3 separate regions of the Mus musculus genome follow, and regions 1 and 3 are each linked to region 2. A link is a loop called in an ENCODE intact Hi-C map of the cell type or tissue named here. Cell type or tissue: left cerebral cortex. All regions are shown on one strand.

Region 1 (8,000 bases), 220 kb after region 2:
ATGCAGGTCAGAGAGTCAGGCCCACATTAAGTTTTCTTACCCATCCACTGGAACACTGGAATAGCGAGCAATTTCTGAGCTCATCTCACTGGCTTTGTTCTTGTCTTGGTGGCTCCAGCCATGCTGCCCTTACAATCATGTCACCTGTGGGGAAACATGCGTGCTAATAGACATGGAGATTTCTTCTGGTAAAGTGAGAAGCACTGGGCTGGAAAACTCAGATTAGAGCCTGAAAGTCAGTCTAAACCTACGAAGGCAAGTTATAGCTTTTTTTTCCCAAAAACAATTTTTATTAGATATTTTCTTCGTTTACATTTCAAATGTTGTCCCGAAAATCCCCTATACCCTCCCCTCACCCTGCTCCCCAACCCACACACTCTTGTTTTCAGGCCCTGGCATTCCCTGTACTGGGGCATATAATCTTCACAAGACCAAGGGCCTCTCCTCCCGACCAACTAGGCCATCTTCTGCTACATATGCAGATAGAGACACGAGCTCTGGGGGGTACTAGTTAGTTCATATTATTCTTCCTCCTATAGGGTTGCAGACCCCTTCAGCTCCTTGGGTACTTTCTCTAGCTCCTCCATTGGGGGCCCTGTGTTCCATCCTATAGATGACTGTGAGCATCCACTTCTGTATTTGCCAGGCACCGGCATAGCCTCACAGGAGACAGCTATATCAGGGTCCTGTCAGCAAGATCTTGCTGGCATATGCAATAGTGTCTGGGTTTAGTGGCTGTTTATGGGATGGATCCCCTGGTGGAGCAGTCTCTGGATTGTCCTTCCTTCCATCTCAGATCCAAACTTTGTCTCTATAACTCCTTCCATGGATATTTTGTTCCCCACTCTAAGGCAGGTTATAACTTAAAGAGCTATTTTCCATTGGCAGTTTGCAAACAAGTTGGAGAACATGTGGTTGTCCACACTGAAATGTCCATGCACACCCTATTGTCATCATGCCACAGTAAAGGACATGTTGTTGTTCATTAAACAAAGTAGATGTGCCTAGAATACCTCCTAAATAGTCTGCCAGCTCTACCTGTTGGTATTTCTTCAGAAGGCATAAAAGCTTGTACCGAAGACCCAGACATTTCATAGAGAATAGCTCAACCTGGAGACACTCCAAATGCCTGTCAGCAAGTGAGCTCAAACTCCAGTGCATCACTCAGTAGAATACTACTAAAGAACAAGAGGGCATGAAGAGCCGAGATATGGTACAAGAGAGAGGACCTTTGGGAACTCTCTGATTAGCAATTCGAACCAGACTCGAGAGGCACCTACTGTTACATTTCTTTTCTATAAAATTTGGAAGATGAAATCAATCTACCATGACAGAGAACAGGTGGGTAAGTTACCTAGACAGTCGAACGAAGGATGGGGAAGAAAGGGGAAGCTTCAGGGGGGAGAGTGCCATCTTCTGGAGGTGTGATGTTTGTTGCCGTGGTGGTGGGGTCACATTAGTGACCTAGCTCATCAAACAGTATACGTCATACATGTGCCATTTACTATGTAACAACTATAATTCAATAAAAGCATTGAAAGAAAAACTGCATATCTGATAGAAAAATAGAAAGGGGAGACTATTTAGAGAATGGAAGGGAAAGAGGTGGATAATGGAAGAGAGCCAGGAGGAAGGTCCACACTAGGCAGATGTTCTGACAACAGCATGAAATCCACTATTTTACAAGAATTAAAAAAAAAATTGAAAAGAGCAAAATTTCACATGGTTTGACTGACATTTAAATCTCAGTAATAAAGTAACTTTTTAAAACCTTATATTTCTTTCCATACATTTATTGGAAACATACTATTTGCCAGACAGGCACCAGGAAAATACATATGATGAGAAGTGAGCGTGACTCCTCTGGCTTTGCAGCTGGTTGGAGAAATAGGTTTGTAAAGACAATGGATTGACTTCCCCACAGGCTGTTCCGAAGTAATTACCAGGTTTAACCAAATTGTCCTCTGTTGATTGAATTTATGTGTGTATCTGTGCTTTCTTGTTTTGCAGAGTGACTTGTGGTCTTTGGGAATCACCGCCATTGAGATGGCAGAAGGTGCCCCCCGTAAGTTCCTTCCTCTGGGGGAAATCTGCTGCTGGTTGGTTCTGCAGGTCCTGCGGGCTCCTTGCCAGGGCTGCGGTTGGCCTACTTCTGCTACGCTGAGCTCGGCATGGGTCTGATGTGGCGTATTTAGAAAGCAGAGGCAATTTAAATCAACCAGGAATCTGTTTGTTGCAGAGCAGTGTGCAGATCTGTGTTTTGCTAGGAAGAAGAGTGCAGACACTGGAGGAGGCGTTTTGTCTTGCCCACTTACAGTGTGGCTCATTCTGGAGGCACTGCGCCTCTCTCACAGGCACCATAGACACTCCCACAGACAAGGTCAGCTCCCCACTACAAAACTCCAAAGCTGAATTCCTCAGGTGCAGCCTTCGCAAATCCCTGAAGTCGGAGGCTGACCCTCTTATGAAAATATAAACATTTGGAGCTTTAGATGTCTGTGCCCTTATTGGAGCCCTGTCCCAGACACTGGCAACCTTGAGAACTTCCCAAGTTCCCTGGGACTTTCTGTGTTAGTACCAAAGAACACCTCTGGGAGCTGCAGCGGTGGCCTGGGAGACTTTGACTGGACCTCCCAGACCCCCTGACGGAGTCTTCCTTTACCCACCCATGCCAACCACAGTAAAGACAGCAAGGCTCGCCCTTTCCTGACAGACAAGGATTCACTTTGCAGGCAGCTGTGATTCAAGCAACACCCAGGCAGACTGTGTCTGGATTACAGGACAGTCTAGATCCTCCCTCCCCTAACCCAGGGCTATAGTTGCATAGTGATAGTGAACCTTTCCCGGCAACTTTTCTACCTTCCTTTACATGGGAACTGGCCCCAGTCACGTCCTTGCTTGTGTTTCCTACCCTGTCACACTTGCTCAGCCACTTTTCCCAGGACTGAAAAGGCCCTTCACCCTCAGGACAGATGGTTCTTAAACTCAGGACTCTTCCTGACCCCGTGACTGCTGTCACACCGTCACTGCTGTCACGAGGATCTAAGTTCCTTGAATCCATCTGCAACATGACTGCCCGGGAGTGTTTGTTGACAAGATTGCCTTTGTTCACAATGACATTTGTGAGTCAGAAAATTTGGATACCACAGTCTTAAAACTGTGTTATCATCCCTAGTGGTAGACAGGACTATAAATAAACTCTGCCCACAGAATCCTCTGGCATTGAGAAAGCATATATTCTCAATCTTGGTATAGAAGAGAAGTGGGGAAAAAATCCTGTATTCTCACTGTGAGAAAGTAAGCTAATAAGATATGTTGATTGAAATAAGAATAGAGAGTATGACCATGATAAAATTACATCATGTCTGTAAGCTGACTTCATTCTTCTATCATTCTGGGGCCAGAGGATTTAAAAACAAAGCACATTTTGCACCCTGAAAAGCTAGCAGGGACATTTGGAAACAGAATGGTGTTCTGGCAGAGGACCAAAAAGTCTAAAAATTTGCATAGTTAGCAGTGCCTGTATGAGCCTCCAGTGGGGAAGACACTGACTTTGGATGTTTCGATACCAGTTATATTGTGGCTTAGGTTTCTGTTAAAATAAAATCAGGGCTGGTGAGATGGCTCAGTGGGTAAGAGCACCCGACAGCTCTTCCGAAGGTCCGGAGTTCAAATCCCAGCAACCACATGGTGGCTCACAACCATCCATGACGAAATCTGACTCCCTCTTCTGGAGTGTCTGAAGACAGCAACAGTGTACTTACATATAATGAATAAATAAATAAAATCTTTAAAAAAAATTACCCCAGCCACGCCAACATAGCTGTCACCTGATGGTGTTTATTTTGAATGGCAGGTGGCTAGTTGTTGACCCCGTGACTTGTTTTCCTTATGAAGTAAAGGTGTGACCCCGAGGGATGTTAATGTCTGTTTGAAATGTGTGTTTTATGAGATCCATCTAATTAGACATCAGCTCTTGATTGTCTGCAAGTTGGAAGCTTTGAGGTCCTGACCCCTTGCTCCCAAGAGCCTTATGGACATGTGCATACTTTGTGTGCGGCCAGGATGGTAGTGTGGGTGGCCTCTGACTGGCTCTGGTCCTTGTTTTTGGTCTCCTGCAGCCCTCTGTGACATGCATCCCATGAGAGCCCTCTTCCTCATCCCACGGAACCCTGCACCTCGGCTCAAGTCTAAGAAGTGGTGAGTTTGCTCCACAGTACTTTTCAGATCTGAGGGCGAAGCTTTCCTGTGATCTTTCACTTTTGTGTGTATGTGTGGACATGTGTCTGCAGGTGCACACACATGTGCTTGTATGTAGATGCCTTGGGTTGGCCTCTGTTATCTTTCACAGTTGCTTTCCTCCCTTACTTCGATAGACAAAGTGTTTTGTTATACCAGAGCCCCAGCCATCTTTCATAGGATTACAGGCACACGCTAGCACACCTGGCTTTCTACACGAGTGCTAGGGTTCTGAACTCAGTTCTCGTGCTTGAATGACAAGCACTGTAGCGACCACACCACCCACCCGGCCTCTCTCTGAGATCTTCTTTTGAGTTACCCCTGATCCCTAGGTCTTTCTGGCTAGATACTTTTTAAAAATGCATGCCACAGCTTGGTAGGTGACATTCTGTATGCCACCATTGATCTTGGACTTGAGGCTTGGCTACCTGCTGTCTATACAGCAGCTTGTTAACCCTATCCTCGAGGCAGGGAGCTATTAGCCAAAATGGAGCCCAAGTAATGGCACGAAAATGATGTGATTTACGACTGCAGGCTATGCTAGCCTGGCTGCACGGCACATTTCTTTGGAAAAGGTGATGATTTAGAGTCAGCCCATTCTATTCCTCAAGACAGTGGCTCCCTGCACGCCCACACAGACCTGCTAATGGTCCCTGTGATGTTTCTGGCATGAGCAATTGTGGTTCTTTGTGAGTTTTTTTTTTTTTCAGTCCCTTTCTTTTTGTGACAGGACATGCTGGCTTTCTATTTGGGGACAGGAGTACAACCTTTGTTCTTAATAAGCTTATCCTGACAAAAAGGTGACTTGTTCTAAAGAGAGCTACTACTTGCTACTCCCTGAGAACGGGGTAAGACAGGAGTGTGGATGGTGAGCAACCAGGTGAGGCTTGGAAATGGAGTCCTCAGGTTATGCCAAATGTTGCCTGTCACTTCTCTGTGTACTTACATTGGGGGTCTTTATGCTTTGTTATACGATGCCCCCCCCGTCTCCCCTGCTGCAGAAGTGGCACGGCCTCCTAATACATTCTTACATCTCCTCTAGCATTGGAGCCAATCCCTACCAGTCTGTGACCTCCTGTGATTTTATAGGCACAAGCCCTGAATAATTCAACTAAACAGGAACAAATTGTTTGTCCCTTTTCCTATGACTTAAGGCTCAGGCCCTTGACTGGCATCCTCCTGTTTCCCACCCACAGACACCACCCACCACATAGAGCAGGCTTAATTACTACCAATCAGCTGGTAATGACATGGCAACCCTGGCTCAACAGAGGAAAGGCACACAGAGGGGAAGGAAACAGAAAAGCCACAAGCAATGACAGTCTCTCAGTTGCCAGACCTGCAAGGGGATTGTGAGTTGCTATTGGTAACCAGGAGGCAAAGCCTTCCCTGCTCTCCTTCCTCTCAGAGGGTCACTGTGGGTAAGAGAAATGCATGTTCTCTCCCCAGCAACAGCCTTTCATTGGGTGCCACATAGCATGTGGTGACAGAGCGCAGGAGGGCCCCTCCTCACTCTTCTGAGATCTTTCTCTCCTTTCCTCCCTGGATCCGACTCCCAGAGAGAGGAGCCAGCTCCGTTCCTTCCCCTGGAAGCAACAGTGACTCTGCAAAGCTTGCTGCCTGCCAGATTTCTGCTTGTAATGTGCCAAGCTTCTGGGGGTGGGGGTTACTGTCTACCGTGGGCCTCACTTCCCATCCCCTCCTCTCCTGTCACTGCTCCGGGGAGGTATTTTAAGCCTTTCCACAGAAGAACAGGCTGGCCATCCGCAGGCATGTGTCATCTCATGGGCTACATTGACTACTTTATCATTTCTATAACAGATACCTGGCAAGATCAAGTTCAGAGAGGATGGTTTCCTTTAGGTCACAATTAAAGAAGGGATACAGCCCATTGTGGAAGAGGAACTAAGGCAGGGGTCATACTGTGTGCACAATCAAGAACACAGAGAGAGATGAGTGCTGATATTCAGCTGTTTTCATCCTCTTTTTTTTTTTTTTTTAATCCAGAGACTCCAAGCCCTGCATGGTGCTACACACATGGGGGATAGATCTCCCCTCCTAAGTAGAACCTAAAGCCTGCTCATTAATGGCATCCTCCCAGGTGTGTCTCTTAGGTAGTTCTAAACCCAGTCAAACTAACAATGAAGACTAGCCACCATATGGCCACTTCTTGTCACCTTGACCCTCGACTATAAAGCTCCACCTCTGGGCCCCAAACGCACATGATCGTCTCATGATGCAAAGTGCCTTTACCTCCTCTACACCAGTCTCCCGAATCTTAACAGCTCCATAACCTGTTGCTTAAAGGCCCAAAGCCTTTGCGATTCTCAAGGTATCTCTTAACTCGAAGACCTGTAAAATTAAAACCCAGCTCACATATTTCCAATATGAAGTAGCACAAAATAAACATTCTCGTTCCAATAGAGAGGGATAGATAAGGAGACTTTAAGGCCTGAGCTTAGCAGGGGAAACACAAAATCCTGAGGTTCAGTGTCAAGCATCCAAGGCTCCTGGTGGTGTCATCTGGTCTCCACCAGCCGTGCCTCTCCTACTCTGCCCACAGCACACATAGCCTCCCTTCGAATGGCTCCACTCCATACCTTTAACTCTCCTTAGTGGCTATCCCATAATCCCAGCAAAATCTAATATACTGAGTTCTGCCTTACAGATGAGGCTTCACTTCACGGCCTTACGCAATGGCTTTCGGGGCTCCTTGAAGAGAATCCTACTTTGCTGGTTACCTTTCAAAGCTCTTGCTACGGGTTCTCACAGTGCACACAGTGAGCTGGGTCCCTCCACATCAATCACTAATCAAGAAAATTCCCCCAAAGACTTGCCTGAAAGCCAGTCTCATAGAGGCATTTTCTCAACGACAGAGAGGTGTCCCTAGATGACATGGGATTGTGTCAAGTTGACAAAAAAATCTAGCCAGCACACACCCTACCCGCCCATCCGGACTATTTTTTAGAGTTCCATGCCTGCTGTTAGGCACTTTAGTTTTGAGATAGAACAAAGGTAGGGCTGTAGGGCTATAGGGCTGTAGGCGTGCGTGCGTGCGTGCGTGCGTGCGTGTGTGTGTGTGTGTGAGTGTGTGTGTGTGTGTGTGTGAGTGTGTGTGCCAAATGAAAATAATGATGATATAAAGTAGATGTCACAAAATATTTGAGATACATTGAACTGGTTAGTTTGTACTGTGACTGTATACTTCACCAAAATCAAAACCCAAACTGAAGCATGAGTTTTTTTAAATTAACCTGTTCTGTTCTGCTTCCCCAAATCCATCTACAGCAATCCCTTTAAACAATGCTGTGCAGCCACCTGCTACATAATAAAATTCGGGTTAGCAATGGACTCCATGTATGACAGTGGTGCCTTAAGACTGAACCACCTGGTGCCTCTGCAGCCATGTTGGCAGGAGCAGATAGGTTCTATGATGTTCCCATAATGACAAAGTCATCTTTCAAACTCTGCCACTGAACACTGCTCAGTGGTGCCCATTTTACTTAGCAGAAGTATGCGGGGGGAGCAATGTTTGATTTCCATGTCACAATCCTTAAGAAAGGATTTTTTTTCTTCCTTGAGTGTAGTGATGGTCAGAGAATGGTCAAGTGTCCCCATGGTCATGTCAGCACTAATCACAAGAGGCATTTAAAATGAATTAACATGTTTAATTGATACAGCAGTGTTTTAATGTATGCACTGTAGGCATCTATATTTGTAGCCAGGGAAGAGGGCGCAGAGAAGTCATTTGCCCTGAGCCA
Region 2 (8,000 bases):
ACATTTCTTTCACAGCGATGGTAAAGTGTGCTATGGAGAGGGAACACCGTGTTTAAAAGCACGGATTGGAATGGCGAGTAACATGTCAAGAGCACAGTGAAGACATTCTTCTGGGTGCCCTTGGTGAGGACGCCCAACCTCTGCTGTACCAGGTGCTGACCGTGACCCCCCAGTCCTACGCCCGGGTCCTCAGTCTCTGCTTGGTTCATCCACTTACCTCACATGTCAAAGCTCGCACAACATTGGCTCATATATGTGGTGTGAGGATAAGAACAGCTGTTAGGAAGTTGGACAGAGCTCAGTTGTGAAGGGCTATGTGGGACAGACCAGAGGCCCCTGGATTGCTCTGGCAGCTACTTAGGGACCGTTGTTTCTTGTGTGCCGGGATAGCGATGGGAGAAGGAGGGTGCTTGTTCTTACGTTGGTGATGAGCACAGTAAGGTGCTGTCCTCTTCTGAAGGCCTAATGATTCCACACTGTGTATTCTCCCCGTCCCCAGCCCCACCCCCAGAATAACAAGTGTACGCTATTAGCGCTGTGTACTCTTCCACTTCACACTTCTTCCAGGAAAATACTGTAATATTGGAATTAGGCAGCAGAAGCTCGCGGTTTCGATGTCTGCTTCAGGTTGGCAAAAGGTGACAGTCTAAGGAGGGATGATTTGAAAAGTGCTAATAGTAAAACATTACTTATTTTGGCATGTCTAAAAGCACTCGCTATTTGCTGTGACTGGTGTGAAAAGAACCAGCAAATGGGAAAATTGTGCTCTGGATAACGCAAATGAAAACTCCACATATCACACTGCGGCTGCATTTTCTTTCTCTAACATTTCCTGGTCATTTATATCAGTTACATATGAAGCAATATTAAATTAAAATTAAATTAGTTAATTAAACTAAAATATTGAATTACAGTGCTGGCGTTACTATTGGAAAGCAGATTGACCTATTTGTTTTGTTTTATGTGCTTGTTTTGCTAACAGCTGTAAATCTAGGCAGAACTATTAATATGTAGAAAAGAAGCAAACTTTGTTAATTGTAGAAATCTTTTCATCAGTATATGTTATATGCTAATGTCTGGAAATTAGACACACTTTTTATCTAAAATTGTCTTCTTTAAAATATAAATACATCACATATATATTTCTGTTTTAAATATAAGTGTTTTTTTTTTTTGAAATAGGTCATTTTTCAGGAGGTATTTTATTCTTCTGCCTTTTGTTAATCTCTTGAGCTTCATTTGGGGTCAGCACCTGTACTTCCCAGGGGCTATTAGTATATTTCCATTCTAATCATCACAGGAAAGCCTGAAATTCTGCTTTCTAGAACTTTCCAGTAGTCCAAGGCTCAATGTTATGACCTGAGTCAAAGACACCCAGAGGGTCTGTATTAGCATTCAGATGCATTTCGGTATCGGCCAACTTTTCACCCTCTGACCCCAACTTTACACAGCTATGTACTGGTTGCTGGGTCACCTTATTCTTCCATTCATCAATCTGTTCTGGAATGGAACGGAAGAGGTGCGCACTGAACTGGGAAGAACATGGCGTTGCGCAGTGGGTAAATCAGAACCAAGTGTCCTTTGCACCTTGGGTGGGAGGCCCCGGAGACAGAACTGTCATGGTGATTGCAGGAGTGGATGCATTTTGCAGGTGTCAAGTTTCAGAGGATCCAGGAACCTCTCACCTCATTCTCATTTACTGCTTCTTACCCACTCTCGATGTTAGAATATTTCTGAAGATTCAGACTTTTGGTAGGGAGTAGGTTTCTTTTAATTTCTATGAACATAAAGGAAATGGCAAAAAAAAATGCCATGCTTAATGGAAACATTTCTGTAGCTCTTCATTCTTGGTCCATTATTATATTTGATTTCTAGTGGTTTCATTAGCTAAATAATTGTCCACAAACAAAATGAACCGAGTTATAAGAAAAATTCTTTAGACATGGCATTAAAGAGAATGGCGAGGAATGGAGGAAGCCCTGGTTTTATGAAATTCACCTGGAACTGCTCAAGTTCTGAGAGCTGTTGCCTGCCCGTGTGTGAACAATTGATGCATAACCATTTAAAGGCTGATGAAGGTTTTCCGCAGGCATTGATGGTCTTCACTTGGCTGAGTAAGGCTGGTTGGCAGCCAAGATCATTTGGTACCTTTATCTTTCTGGCTTCTAGGATTAGGAAGCTTATAAGTCTAGCCGCTCTTAAGGTTCAACTGTTAACTTTTGTCTCTTCTGTGTACAAGAGAAATTAACATGTACACAAAGCTTCGTATACAAATGTTCATTGATTGCTATTCTTGTTTGTTTGTTTGTTTGTTTCGAGACAGGGTTTCTCTGTGTAGTCCTGGCTGTCCTGGATTTCACTCTGTAGACCAGGCTGGCCTCGAACTCAGAAATTCGCCTGCCTCTGCCTCCCAAGTGCTGGGATTAAAGGTATGCGCCACCATGCCTGGCGTAGATGGATATTCTTGATGGATAAAATATAGAATCAACCTAAACACTCATCAATTGAAGAACAGTGGATAAAGCAAAGTCTGATATCTGTAAACAATAAATAACATTTACCATTAAAGGGAAACAAAGTATATTACGGGCTACTGTATGGACAAACTCTGAAAACATTACGGTGTAAAAGAAGCCAGATACAAAAGGCCATATATTGTATGATTGTGTTGACATGCAGTGTTCAGAACGGGAAGTGTGTAGAGAAAGCAGATCAGTGGTTGCTTAGGGCTGAGGTGGATGCTGTTGGGCATTGTAAAAAGACAACAGAAGGGTGTGCTGGGAGGTTTTGTTTTGTTTTGTTTTTTGTTTTTAATTGTCTGTGATGGTCACACATGCGAAACACCACAGGACAGTTTACTTCAACTGAATGATTGTGTGGTTTGTGAAGTGCATCTTAATTAAGCTGTATGAAAATAAAACAAGAAGTGATAAAATTGAAAAACCTAAAATTCAAGCTGTTTGCATAATGTAAGACTGGGACACACCAGCACACCAGAAAGAGACATTTGAACATCTTGGTAGCAGTAATGTGAGGATTCTAAGATGGGTTAGGTACATGCTTGCTGTGTTCAGTTTGCTACTATTTTTATTTAAATTATACGCGTTCATCATGAGCACTGTTGGAATCTGTAATGCATTTCATGAGTAAAAAGATAGAAAATCATGGAAAATTGCATCTCGATACATGATTAAAACAATGTGGAGATACAGTGTTTTATCTGACTGTCATTCCTTGTCACAATCTCTATCTGCTGTGTCTCTTGAATGCTATGTGCATCTCCAGTGTCCTAGTCAAAGACTCAGGTCCTGAAATGTGCTCTCTGTGTGTCTGGAGAAGGTGTTAGCAGTTGTGTAGTAATCGTGACTGTGTGCTTGGGACCTCTCACAAGGGTTTACTGTGCCTTCTTTAATCCTATAAAGACCTAATGGATGGGGTTCCTGATCTCTGGTTCACTGAAGCCACTACTAAGTCTTGGAGAGACCAAGAAGTATTCAGAATAAAAGAACCAGCCAGTGGAAAGAGCTGTAATGAGACCTTGTCTGTCAAACGCTTGAGTCTTTGCTCTTCTCCATGACGACCTCTTAGCTTTTGTAATGCTCGGATCTCGTGAACTTCTGAAACCCTCTGACAAAGTTTGTAATAATCACATGCCTCTCTCTCAGTTGAAAATCACAGTCTTTTTCCTTTCTTTATCAAATTTTGCTGAGCCTTGCATTGTTTATTTTATAATGCAGGGAGGATTTACTGGCTAGGTATGAGATTATATGGCGTGTTCGTTTCAAAGTTTTGTATTTCTCTTAGTTTTAGATATCCTCACTCCTCTCCTCCAACACATTCACCTGCAGGATCCCAAGCCTGAGACTATAATTTGCCAATCTGAGGATCTATTTTGGAAAAGAAAGGTAGTGGGCAAGCCTGAGCAGCAAAATGGGCATCGCTCATTACTGAAGCTCAACGGGCAGACGGTAGAGCAAGGGAACTTACAGTCCATTAGTCTAGGTCTCACATTTTTCCCCGTAAAAGTGGAACTTGAGTTTGGAGCAACCAAAAGCCTGTCTGGCTGTTGATGGACTCTTCATGCCCTAGAAGACAATCTTCTGATGTCCCCTTTGCAGGAACCATGATTGGTCTCTAGTTTCTTAGACACAGTGCTTTCTGGCTTTGCTCCAAGCACTGGCAAAGTGCAAACTTTATCTTGAGATCCTGGGGTGTGTGTGTGTGTGTATGTGTGTGTGTGTGTGTGTGTGTGTGTGTGTGTGTGTGTGTATTGGGGGCAGTATAATAACTCTGTACTAAAGTATAGCAAGCTAAAAACCCCTCAAAGTAGACATGTCTTTCAATTTCAGGACAAGAGATTTCACAGTTGGTACTTGAAGTGATTTGTAGAAGTGAGCTGAACTGAGAGGCATTTGAATGCCAAGAAAATAATCAAGTTTGGCAGGAGGCGAGGCTGACAGCGAGGCACGTTGTGAAGGGGATTCAATGACTGATTTAGATGGGGAACGTCACATGACTGGATCTTCTCCGGAGACACTCATTACTCTGGCTGTGACTTCTGAGGATGCCTTGAAGAGATAAAGGCAAATTTGAAGGAGTTGATGGCTTTACTTGGTCACAAAGTGGCTAAGCCATTCCTCTGTGATTTGTGCAGTTGATTGCCAACTATACTCTTTACTGTAGGTTAGAAACCACTATTGTAATTTTTATTTGCATCTCTATTTAAGAAGTGTAAAAGGATGTGAAAATATGCATTTTTAGGATCAGTGTAAATTCTTTATAAAAATGTTTTCTTATTTTAAGGTTTATTTATTCTGTTTATATTTATAAGAATATACAGTTATACTGTAATTGTCTTCAGACACACCAGAAGAAGGCATTGGATTCCCATCACAGATGGTTGTGAGCCACCATGTGGTTTCTGGGAATAGCAGTCAGTGCTCTTAACTGCTGAGCCATCTCTCCAGCCCCCCAGTGTAAATTCTTAATAAAAATTTGCTGGAAGACAGAATCTATCTTTGATGTTTCATTTTCACAGTCATCTTGACATGCTCTAGAATCTCCTAGGAAGAGAATGCTTGAGGACTGATAGTCAGGCTGGCCTGTAGTCATGCCTGTGGAACATTATCTGGATTACATTAATTGAGGCTGGAAGACCTGCCCATTGACTGTGTGACTCCACTCTCTAGGTCTGGTCCCTAGACTGTTTAAGTATGTATGTACTCATTGTCTTTCTGCTGTTGACTAGCTGCTTCAAGTTCTTGCTGCCTTCACTGGACTGTCTCTTGGTTTATTTTATCAGGGTATTTTGTCACAACAATTGGAAAGATAACTAAGACACCACTTTTCTGTCTGTATCTGGATGTATTTGGAATAAAACGATTACCTGAGAAATTAACACTACACTTGATCTCAGAATTGTAATTTCCCTCAGTTTGGTACATTCAAAAGAAACCATTGGTTGATTTCCTTGAGCCCTTGTCTTTTTAAAGGTGTAAAAACCATCCCTCATAGAAAGAAGTGGGGAAGAAACAGACTTGAGAAATGAGTATCTGTGGCAGCTCTTCCCTGAGTCAGTCACATGACTGCATTTCTGTTTCAGGTCCAACTGTGGAAACTGGTGTGGTGCCCGCCACCCTCAATGGGACCATCATATGGTTCAAGAAGTAGGGTGCAAAATTCACTGGGAAGGTCACAAATCGCTTGAAAGAAATCCTCAGGGATAATCTGGGGGGGGGGGGGACTCCAGAAGGAAGATGGTGTGTATAAACATGGCAAAAGTTTGCTGTGCCTGCTCTCTCTTGCCCCAGCTGGGCATTTCTTGGATCTGGGTCTGCCTGTTTTGTTTTTCCCAATATTAACTCAGCGGGATTCCAGCCAGGAATGTGTAAAGACAAGGGCAGCTGGGTCTGTCTTGACCTCCAACTTACAGTTTGCTTCTGAGGCTGCTTGGCTCCAGTTCGCACCATTTGCAGGACTACTCAACAAGCAGAAGACGGCAAGCCTTCTGCCAAACGGAGATGCATTCTTAGCATTCTCCATGTGTTTGGACTTGTACAGTCCAAGAAGAGCGTGCGCCATGCTCTGAGCTAGGAGGGAGGAAGAAGGAGGTGGTGGGGATTGCTGTCTCCCCAAGCTCCATGCTAAAGTGGCCTCATCTATGGTAGTTCCAGAGATGTGACTTATATGAGCCTGTCACATGCTGTGGAAGGGAGAAGACTGCTGTCTCTATTGGAAAATGTAGCAGAACAATTATGGAATCTCTTTCCTTGGAACAAACTAGGGTGGTTGTTCTGAAGCCCATTTATTTTGGCTCCGAAAGTTAAAAATAAACCCACCGTAGATAATTAAAAGACAAGAACAGCTTTAATCGCATACACATATTGGAGAGTTCACAAAGAATTGTGATTTAGGAAAGAAGCTAGAATTTGGAGATTATGTACATCCATAGGGAGAAGTGATGGATCATAAAGGTGTGACAAAGGCAGGATGAGCTGTGGGGTTCATAGGGCAAGTGCACTCTGAGAAGATAAAGACATGAGACAAACTGATGGAAGACAAGGACCACCCCACAAAGCCTAATTATGCAGAGGTAGGTCTGTGCTGTGTGCAGTGAGAGTTGTCACTCTTCTACTTGGTAAGGGTAGTTAGCATTGTAAAGAGAAATTTATTCCCTGTTTTTAAACAGATATGGAGAGGGTAGAATTTCTTCTACATCTGTCATTTCCCTGTTACCTTCTGTTCAAAATCCCTATGCCAAAATAACAAGTTTTGGAGTGGCAAAATTTGATTCCACAAACACTCCTTTCTATAGCTCCTGCATATGTATGCAAGTGCGCTTGCACACACACACACACACACACACACACACACACACACACACTCCTCAAGACAGATAAAAATAATTTTTGTCCCAAGGCCTACCAGTGTAGATAAGACAGTCACTCCAGCTATGGTGATTTGTGTTTGTAAGCCTTGTTCATGGCAGATGCTCTCTCTGGAAAGATGTTTCAGAGTGGGGAGGAAGGCTATTAACTTACTCTCACGCTGCCTTATCTCAGGGAGGTAATGGCTCAGTTTGTTCCTTCCCTTATAAAATGAAGGTTAATGAGGCACCTGCCCAGCTCGTGTTGAGGGCCTATTGAAGAGTCAATTGAAATTCTATTAGAGTTCTCTGTGATGATCAACGCTTGGGCTTTGTTCCCTAAGATAACAAATATACAGCCATGATTTCTACTTTCAGGAAGTTCACCCATACCAGAAACAAAAGTTAAAAAGTATAAAACTAAGAGCTATACAGTCTCAGAGGAGAGTCAGTCAGGACATTGACAGCATGAAGGATAAGTCATAAGATTGACACATGGTCTCAGCTTTGCAGGACGGCAGGGTGATGGGCTTGGACTTCTACAGCTTGGTAGTTAAATGAGCCAAGAGTGGAGACCACCTGTCTCACCTAGCCTAGTGTCCTCCCTCTGGAAGCCCGTGCCTATTCCAGCTTGGCAGTTTGTTGGCAGCTTCTGCAAACCTAATGGATCCATTTCTTTGTGTTAATTGAATGGCTGTGTGGGAGACCCTGTGAAATCGGGGCCTCCTCAGAGGAGTTCATAAACAATAATTGCCCCATCCGTCAGGGAATGAAGTTGGAAAGGTTGGAAAGCTCAAGCAAGAGATCAATGGTAGTTACTGCAACAAAAGGCATCAGATGAGGTGACAATCTTGACCTGTTATTATTTATTATCCACTTCTGGTCCTACATGTGTTGCTTTCAGAGATGGTGTGTCACTTATTAACGCTTAGTGGAGGTCTGACAAGAGCATTTTCAGTTAGCTGGCATTTTAATAGACCAGTAAAGTACTGAGAGTGGTAATAGCCTCTTACAGAGGCTGGCCTCTCTTACCAGCCTCTCCTACCAAGGCTGACCACTATTCAGCCTCTCTCAGCCAAGGCTGGCCAGTACTCAGCTTCTCTTACCAAGGGTGGTCAATACTCAGCCACTCTTA
Region 3 (8,000 bases), 62 kb before region 2:
GCCTGGGAGCGTCAGGCAGTCTTGTGGTAGGCTAGGTGTGCAGGTCCGTTTGTCTCCGAGGGCCAGTAGGTGATGCCCACAAATGGAAGCGTAGATGGTGGCTGCCTTCCCAGATTTGGAGAGGTTGGTTCCTAAGCTTGCAGAGAAGTCCTTCTGAGGAAACCCTGACCCTGAATTGCAGGCAAGGTCAGTGGTGCAGCCCTGTCAGCCCCTCGACATCCCTGTGGCTCTTTAATGTATACAATCAATGCTCTTTGTAAGCCCTGGGCTTGGTGGTTTAAAAGCAGATCCTGTCTAGAGAGGCCTTTCTCCTTCTGATTTTGGGGGCTTATTGTTCTCAGTCAGTGATCCCAGACTGGGCCTAGTCTGAAATTCTCCCCAATTGGAACAATGCATAATTCAAACCAGAGCAACCAGTACCAGCCCTGTCATTTAAGCCATGCAAAATATGGGTGGGATTTTGTTGTTGTGGTGGTGGTGGTAGTGGTGGTTTTGTTTTTGTTTTTGTTTTTGTTTTTGACTAAAATGAAGTGGGGTTTATGATTAGGAAATAATCAGAATTCCATGAGTCCTCATGGCAGGATTCATGAAGCTCAACTAAGTCTTGAATGTTAGGTAGGGGATGGTTTTATAGATGAGAGCTGGAAAAGAATCTTAGAACACTGGCCCATTCCTGTAGTGTGACACTCTGGAAGCTGAAACCCAGAGAGGTAAACTTTGCTGTCCAAGGTCACACAGCCAAGGGGGAAATAAAAGTAGCCAGAGGAAAGAATATGGTTCCGGACTCCTCAGTCTGCTCTCTAAGACACATCATTTGATCATTTGTAGCTGGAAATGAAGTCAGTGAGATGTTTTCTGCTAGTAGGGAGGGCAAGAGAAATTAATCATTTGACCAGGGGCATGGATTTTTTTGTCTTGAGAGTGGAAAACCTACTAGAAACAGTGAACTTACCAAATCAAATGACCAGAACTATCTGGCACCTTTGGAATGTATCTTGCCTAGCCTTCTTTCAGTCTCTTCTTCGAAGTCAAATAGACATCTAAATCAGATAGGACAGATGGTGTCCTGCGCTGATAACCTCTCTCAGTAACCCTTCTCCATCTGAACATGTCCCAAGGGGTCCGTCCAGACATGCACATTATTCAGATACCTCCGTGTGTGAGGTTTCTGATGTCCATGCATGCTTTTTAAAATTGCTGGAGTTGCGGATATTACATGTAGTATTACAGCGGATATTACATGTAGTATTACAGCGGATATTACATGTAGTATTACAGCAGATATTATATGTAGTATTACAGACTAAGTTCTCTCCATGTGGGTGTATGAAAATGTGTATGCACGCACCCAGGCTACTGCAAACAATCTTCTTATTCAGACCTGGGCTTGAGTCATGCCTGCTTCAGACCTCGCTGTATTAAAAGATGAAATTATCCACCATGATGCTGCATTGCCTATGAGGTGAGCTCAGCACAGACAGCCTTCTGAAGAGGATCGTGTTTCTCAACACTGGCTCTGCTCAGCCTGGCCCAAGGCGTCGGGCACTCAAGGTCAGGGGTTCTGACCTCAGACTTTCAGCTTGGGGCAGGACTCAGACAAAATTAGATGACTTACACCGCCTTCACCTCCACCCCCATGCCTTTCTGGACCTAGCCATCAATCTCTTCTTCCCGCACCCCCTGCTCCTGACCTATGTGTGTGTAGTTTGCATATGTAAATTGGTACACACAGGTGTTTAGCTGACATGTTTGTGTATGTGCATGCGAATGTGGAAACCAGAGGTCAACGTCATGTTCCTTTCTCTAGTTCTCTGTACCTCAATTTTGTTTTTATTTATTTTTATTTTTTATGTGTTTGGGTATTTTAAAAATTCACGCATGCCTGTGCGCCACAGCATCCTTGGAGACTGCAGAGGCCAAAAGTGGATGTCTGATCCCTTGGAACTGGAGTTACAAATGGTTGTGAGCTGCCACAGGAGTGTAGGGAATCGAACCCAGGTCATCGGGAAGGGCAGCTACCTCTCCACTTTACTTCTTGAGACAGGTTCTCTCACGAACCCTGCATCCCACTGACTGAGCAAGACTAGCTTGCTTCTAAGCCTCAGGAATCTTCCTGTTTCCACTCCTATCTCCTTACAGTCACTGCCACATACAGATTTTTCCATGTATGGCTGCTGGGGACGGAAACCCAGGTTCTCACGCCTGTGCAGCAAGTGCTTTGCCAACTGAGCCGTCGACTTCTCCATCAAAACCCAGACGGAAGAATTATTTTCATCTGGAAAGCGTACCTCTTGACTGCACTTTGTGTGTTTGTGCTGCCAGGGCTGGGGCCAAGAGCTTTTCTTTTCGCCTCCTTACAAGTTCGTTAAGGGCCACAGTGTCCTTTGAATCTAGCTATCTCATTAGTTGAACAAGCGATTGGATGAGTGAATGAAGTAATGAATGAGCATATGCATGAATGAATGCGTTAGTGAATGAAGTGGAATGGTCCCGAGCTCCTGGGCTTCCTGTACATAGCCTATTAGTTCTGTCTGTGACACAGGGCATGCCTGAGTGTCAGCAGCACAAAGGTGGAATGGCAACTGCTTGTCTTCATCATCCTGGATCCTAAAATCAAAGGCTTTACTGCACAGCACTTATGTCATCACAAGACAGCGTACACGTATGTCAGTAGATAGAATTTTATGGGAAACCCACCAGCGTTTGATTTCAGGGACTGAACCTTGTGGAAAGTGCTGAAGGACAAGTTTGTGTGTGTGCGTGTGTGTGTGCGTGTGCGTGTGCGTGTGCGTGTGTGTGTGTGTGTGTGTGTTTATCTGTTTTTGTTTTTTTGAGACAGATTGTTAAGATGTAGCCTAGGACTGTGTGAAACTCCCCGTGTAGCCTGGACTGGCCTTGTATTCTGAATAGCTCTGCCTTCGCCTCCTCAGTGCTGGGATGGCAGGTGTGTGCCACGGAGTCTAGTTCAGAAGGCACATCTTTCTGAGTGTGTGAGTGTGCACATGTGTCTGCATGTGGAGGCCAGAGGTGGGTTTCAGGTTTCTTTGCTCTTCATGGAGCATGCCTCTTTGCAATAGCACTGAAACAGACTTTCTCATGTGCTCATTCGACCTTGTACACTTTCGTGGGTCCTCAGTGGAGCTTGGTTCTAGGATAGACTCCCATGACAGAGGAGCAAGGCTCATTGCGAAGCCTTTTAAAGGTTACGGTTTCTAGACTAGTATCAATCAACAGCTTTATTCATTAAGGCAATTTTTCTTTCTTGTCTTTACTTCTCTTCTGTATAGATGGCCCATTATTCAAATGCAAACACTTTTATTACATCGTGTCTGTTCTTTTTTTTTCTTTCATTTTTTTTTCAAAGGGGATGAGAAAGGAGTGGACACTTACAATGATACACTAATATCTCAGTGCTAAAACCTGGTCAGAGGTCCCTTGGGTCTTAAAGAATTCTTGAAACATTATTAATTCATTACCCCAGAGCACTTAATTAAATTTGGTCTAAAATGAGATTTTAGTAAAGTTGCACGGATTGATGACAGCATCTTAAAATGGCAGGAGCACAGCTGTCTTCCTCTGGATGCATTTGTTGCTTTTCCAAGACCTTGAACGGGTTTTTAGGATTTGTCATTGTTTTTCAATGACATGACCTCCCACTAAGATAGGATGCACCCATAGCTATCAGAGCATCAGTGCTATAGGCAAAGGCATTTTTAGTGTTCATTATTAACTGGAGTAATCTTTAATACAAAGTCTAATACAACTCTTAGTTCGCTGTTTGCATAATTATGTGCTTAGGAGATCATGGGATATTTCATTGATGAAAGAATTTCAAATGCATTTTCTTCATCAAAGTAATACACACACACACTCACACACATGCACACACACACACCGTCTCTCTTATCTCTAAGGCTCATGGAAAGCTTATATTCTGGGTTTTGTCCCTTTTTTCTACTCTAGAATTAGTCTATACTCCCTGCTTTGATGCCACTCCTCTTTCAGTGAGAATGGTCCCTTGGGGCTGCTGTCATTGAATCCTGGCAACCATGCCCAGTTGAGTGCAGTCATCTTCTATGCTGACAGCATTTGGGAGAGCTGGAGTCTGAGAGATGTTTCAAAGTCACATTACTGCTCCCATCTTGGGGGCACGGTGTAGTTTTCTTAGGGGTGGGGTGTAGTTCTCTTAGAAGGAAAGCTAGTTTGTTACCACCCTGCTGAGGGTGTCCAGCAAATCCCCAGGATGTTTTGTGAATTAAATGTTCTTCTGTGCATATAAATGTGAGGTTCCTATGGGAACGATAAGGACCTCCCGGGTGGTTTTCCCCATTCTGATGGTGAGGGTTTTTTTTGTTTTTGCTGTTTTGTTTTTGTTTTTCTTCAGAAAGAGAAATTTCCCTTACCTCTTCCTACTTGCCCAGACTGAGTCTAGTTGTCCCAAGGAGATACCCTGAGTCCTGAAAATACACCCTCCTCCACTCCAAGCATAAATTTTCCTTCTGAATGTCTTCTATATGCACCACCACGTCTCCACTCCTCTCTGTAGCTGCTGTGATGACAGCCACCTCCCATATCTTCCCAAGGAGCTTTCCCTGTCCCAGCCTTATCTGGGCAGCCGCATAAGTATTTTTCAAACCCATTTTCTTTCTGGTCGTTTCTTTGTACCAAGCCTTCCTTGACTCCCTAGCCTAAGGGCCAAAGCCTACACTTTAGCAAGTGTCTAAGCTAGTTGCTATGCAGCTGCATCTCCCAGCATGCTCTTTACCATTAATGGTTGCCACTGCCCCAAAGAGCCTTTCTCCCACCTGATGAAATATGCTCTTTAGGACACACCCTACCCTTCTTTAGGTCCTTAGTTTCCCAATGACAAACATACACAGGTTAGTTACGGTTTACAAACAATTGTCCTTGCTTTTTCTGGGATGGGGTTTCTCTCTGGCACTTACAGATCTGACCTGGTACCTCTCTGGTGGTACTCGCTACAGTCTTAGATTGAATCTGCTAGATAGCAAGCTTCCGGAAAACAATGCCTATGATTATTCTTCTGGGGATCTCCTCCAGGGTCGTCCACACAGCAATGAATACGCTCTACATGGACAAATATACAACGGACAGTCCTTTTAGAGGGTCTGAGGGTGATGCTGCCTACAGAGGTGATAGAAACTCCAGAAACAGCCCCGTCCTGGTCATAGCACAGTCTCGGGGAACACACACTTCATTATGTTCTGTAGGTGACAAGACTCGAGGGGATGTCCCTTACGGAGAGTATACCTGTTACAAACAGCATGATTTCAAAAACACCGACCATGAGAAGTACAGTGCTGTGTTCTGTGCAGGAGAGACCTTGTTTCTACAATTTCTCTATCATTTCTCCACAGTCTGTCTTGAGAGATTTCATATTTTCAGTATTAGAATCTAAAGGCTGGTGTGTGTGTCTGTGTGTGTGTGTGTGTGTTGCGTACATACATACATATACAAGCACATGCATGCTTACATGCAAGATGTTTCAGTCTTTTGAAAAATAATAAAGGTAGGAAGGGTTATACTTCTATGAACCTGAGGGGAGATGACCTTGAATTTTTATCCTGACACAGATAGCAATGGGTGGAAGGCTTCTGACAGATGATGGGAGCTCTGTGCTGGTTGATTTCTGTGAACTTGACACAAATCTAGATATATCTGGGAGTTATAACTGGGAAGAAGAAATCCTTGTTGAGAAAATGCCTCCATAAGATTGCCTGTAGGCAAGTCTGTAGGGCATTTTCTTGACTTACAATTTACGTGGGAGGTCCCAGCTTGCTTGGGGGAATGCTACCCCAGGGCCAGTGGTCCTGGATGGTATAGGAAAGCAGGCCAAACAGGCGTTGGAGCAAGCCACAAAGCAGTGTTCTTTATGGCCTCTGCTTCAAGTATTGCCTTGGCTTCCCCCAGTGAACTCAGATTATGTAAGTCAAAGAAACCCTTTCCTCCCTAAAGCTGATTTTGGTTATGGCCTTTGTCGTAGCAATGGAAAGCAAAGCAAGGCAGACTCATGGTACCATACTGGAGCATCTTTGTGGCAATGTCTTTTGCAGATAGAGCAATCTCAGTAAGCAAGGCAAAAGCAACAGTCTTTGATGGCATAGTCTTGGATGTAATTTATCACTTCCTGCTATCTGGTCTGTAATTCAGGTTAGCCCTAGTCAGTGGGGAAGGGCATCACACAGAATCATGCTGCCAGAGACAAGCATCAGCAAGTGCCCTCCAGAGGCTGCCTGCCACACACACATACAGAGGTTGTCTTTGATGCATTATCTCTTCAGATTGTGAGAGCAATACACTGCCCAAGGGGCAGGTCTTTGCTACACATCTTTAAGTCTCCCACCCTTGGACTATTTAACCCAGGCTTTTATTGTCTTTAAAACAATTATTACTATTTTTGACTTAAAAAAAATGTGCACCCCCTCCCCCATCTGAAGCTTTGCTTTTAATGAGATCTTCCTGTATGTTTACCATTATTCCTGGTATTTAAAGCAGTGCCTGATGCATGGAGCATGATAAATACCCCTTAAGTAAATATCAGCAAAGTCCATGAAGTCATTATGAATGTGCAAAGGATCACATGTAATGCTTCACACATTGAGAAAATTGCTGTGCCTGTTGCTGATAGAAATGGAACATGGGACAAAGCCAGCCAATCGTTGGAGTAAGGAAGGATGGAATGAAAGTCCACTGCTCACTATGTTTGGATACCTAACTGGTCACACATCTGTCTGTCAATCTTTCTACCCAAGGCTTAGGGTAGCAACTTACCTCTTTTGTAAGTGCAGGCACTGGAGCTCAGAGAAGATGCTCCTTTGATAGGATGAAGCCCCCAAAGCACAGCTGGGGTGCTGTTATTCTGGGTCACTCCCTTGGTTTGCTAGTATTTGAGCCATCTTAGAATATCTCTTATCCTTACAATACAAAAATAAACTTGGCAAAGTGTGTTCACAGAGATCCCGGCCAAGTCGCTTTTATGTATAAATAAAGTATTCTTAATTGTTAAGTGCTCAGATCTATGTAACTATGGCACAGAGGAAAGCACAGCTCAGTTAACCTGTATAGCTAAGGAACTACCTATAGAGTGGTACAGGCTCACTGACCAAAGGCTAGGGCAGGCTGATTCCAAGCTTGAGCCCAGTCTTGACACATAAGGGAGATCCTATCTTAAAACAGAAGCTGGGGAACTAAGGGTTTAGCTCAGTGGTGGGGTACTTGCTTCATGTAAGCATGGTTCTAGATCCCATCTCTCTCTCTTCATAAGCAAGAAAAAAAAATTAACCAGATGAATGAATGGCTAATATTTGTGTGCCAAGGGTCTACCATTAGGAGCTTGAATATGTGTAGGAGCCTAGCCCACACGTAATCAGGATGACCCAGGGATTCCAGCATCCAAAATTGCAGACTAAATGTGAGCAAAGGCCTCTGAATTGTCAAACATTTCTTTAGCTAAAGAGACAAAGCTTTCTTTTCATGTCATTATATTGGCAACTCATGATCACTGTAGAAAACTTTGTAGCAGTGAGAAGCAAAGGGAGTTTTCATACGGATCTCATGAGAAACACTGATACACGTTGAAATGTGGATTTGTAATTTTTCCTATGTATAGGTTTAAAGGAATTAAGCTTATAATTTATAAATTAGCTGAAACCTATTGTGTAAACTTAGTAGTCATCAGGGCATAGGTTTGTAATCTCATCTGTGTTGAGGGCTGAGGCAACAGGACCTCAAGTTCATGGTTTGCCTAAGCTATTGAGGAAGGTCAAAGCCAGCATAGACAACTTTCAAAAAAGTACAAGCATGGCTGAGGATAGAGTACATAGGCAGAGCTTGCTTCGACACAGCACTCAGTCCCTTACTCACAAAACAAGCAAGCAAGCAAGCAAACAAACGTAATCATTAAACTTTTCCCAGGATCCTGCTGATTGTCTAGGAAACAGTTTTTAGAAAATTCTTACTTGTGGTTTGAATGAAAACAG

Evidence for each region. Hi-C counts contacts between places; a loop is a spot of excess contacts. Peaks named below come from ENCODE experiments on the same cell type or tissue, not always from the same donor. Only the 100,000 strongest peaks of a DNase experiment are listed, where the experiment ranks them.
Region 1: it touches region 2 in a loop (2.5-fold over the local background); 2 of 42 quality-filtered maps call a loop at or near these places.
Region 3: it touches region 2 in a loop (2.5-fold over the local background); 5 of 42 quality-filtered maps call a loop at or near these places.

The regions. Positions count from the first base shown.
Region 1 is chr3:28,552,918-28,560,917 of GRCm38, forward strand. It overlaps Tnik (TRAF2 and NCK interacting kinase), which reads left to right. Exons shown (of 33, transcript NM_026910.1): 8 at 2,011-2,065; 9 at 4,122-4,200. Among named protein-coding and RNA genes, the nearest start is that of Gm52603, 130 kb to the right of the region's middle. In left cerebral cortex, a CTCF peak has its summit at 3,734 (motif pointing left); DNase peaks (open chromatin) are centred at 2,279, 3,189, 3,459, 4,929 and 1 more place; H3K27ac peaks cover 3,434 bases.
Region 2 is chr3:28,328,069-28,336,068 of GRCm38, forward strand. The region is part of intron 1 of Tnik (TRAF2 and NCK interacting kinase); the gene reads left to right. Among named protein-coding and RNA genes, the nearest start is that of Tnik, 69 kb to the left of the region's middle. In left cerebral cortex, no CTCF peak of the experiment used is centred here; DNase peaks (open chromatin) are centred at 236, 4,451, 5,934 and 6,815.
Region 3 is chr3:28,265,876-28,273,875 of GRCm38, forward strand. The region is part of intron 1 of Tnik (TRAF2 and NCK interacting kinase); the gene reads left to right. Among named protein-coding and RNA genes, the nearest start is that of Tnik, 6.7 kb to the left of the region's middle. In left cerebral cortex, no CTCF peak of the experiment used is centred here; DNase peaks (open chromatin) are centred at 1,502, 2,270 and 4,499; H3K4me3 peaks cover 463 bases; H3K27ac peaks cover 371 bases.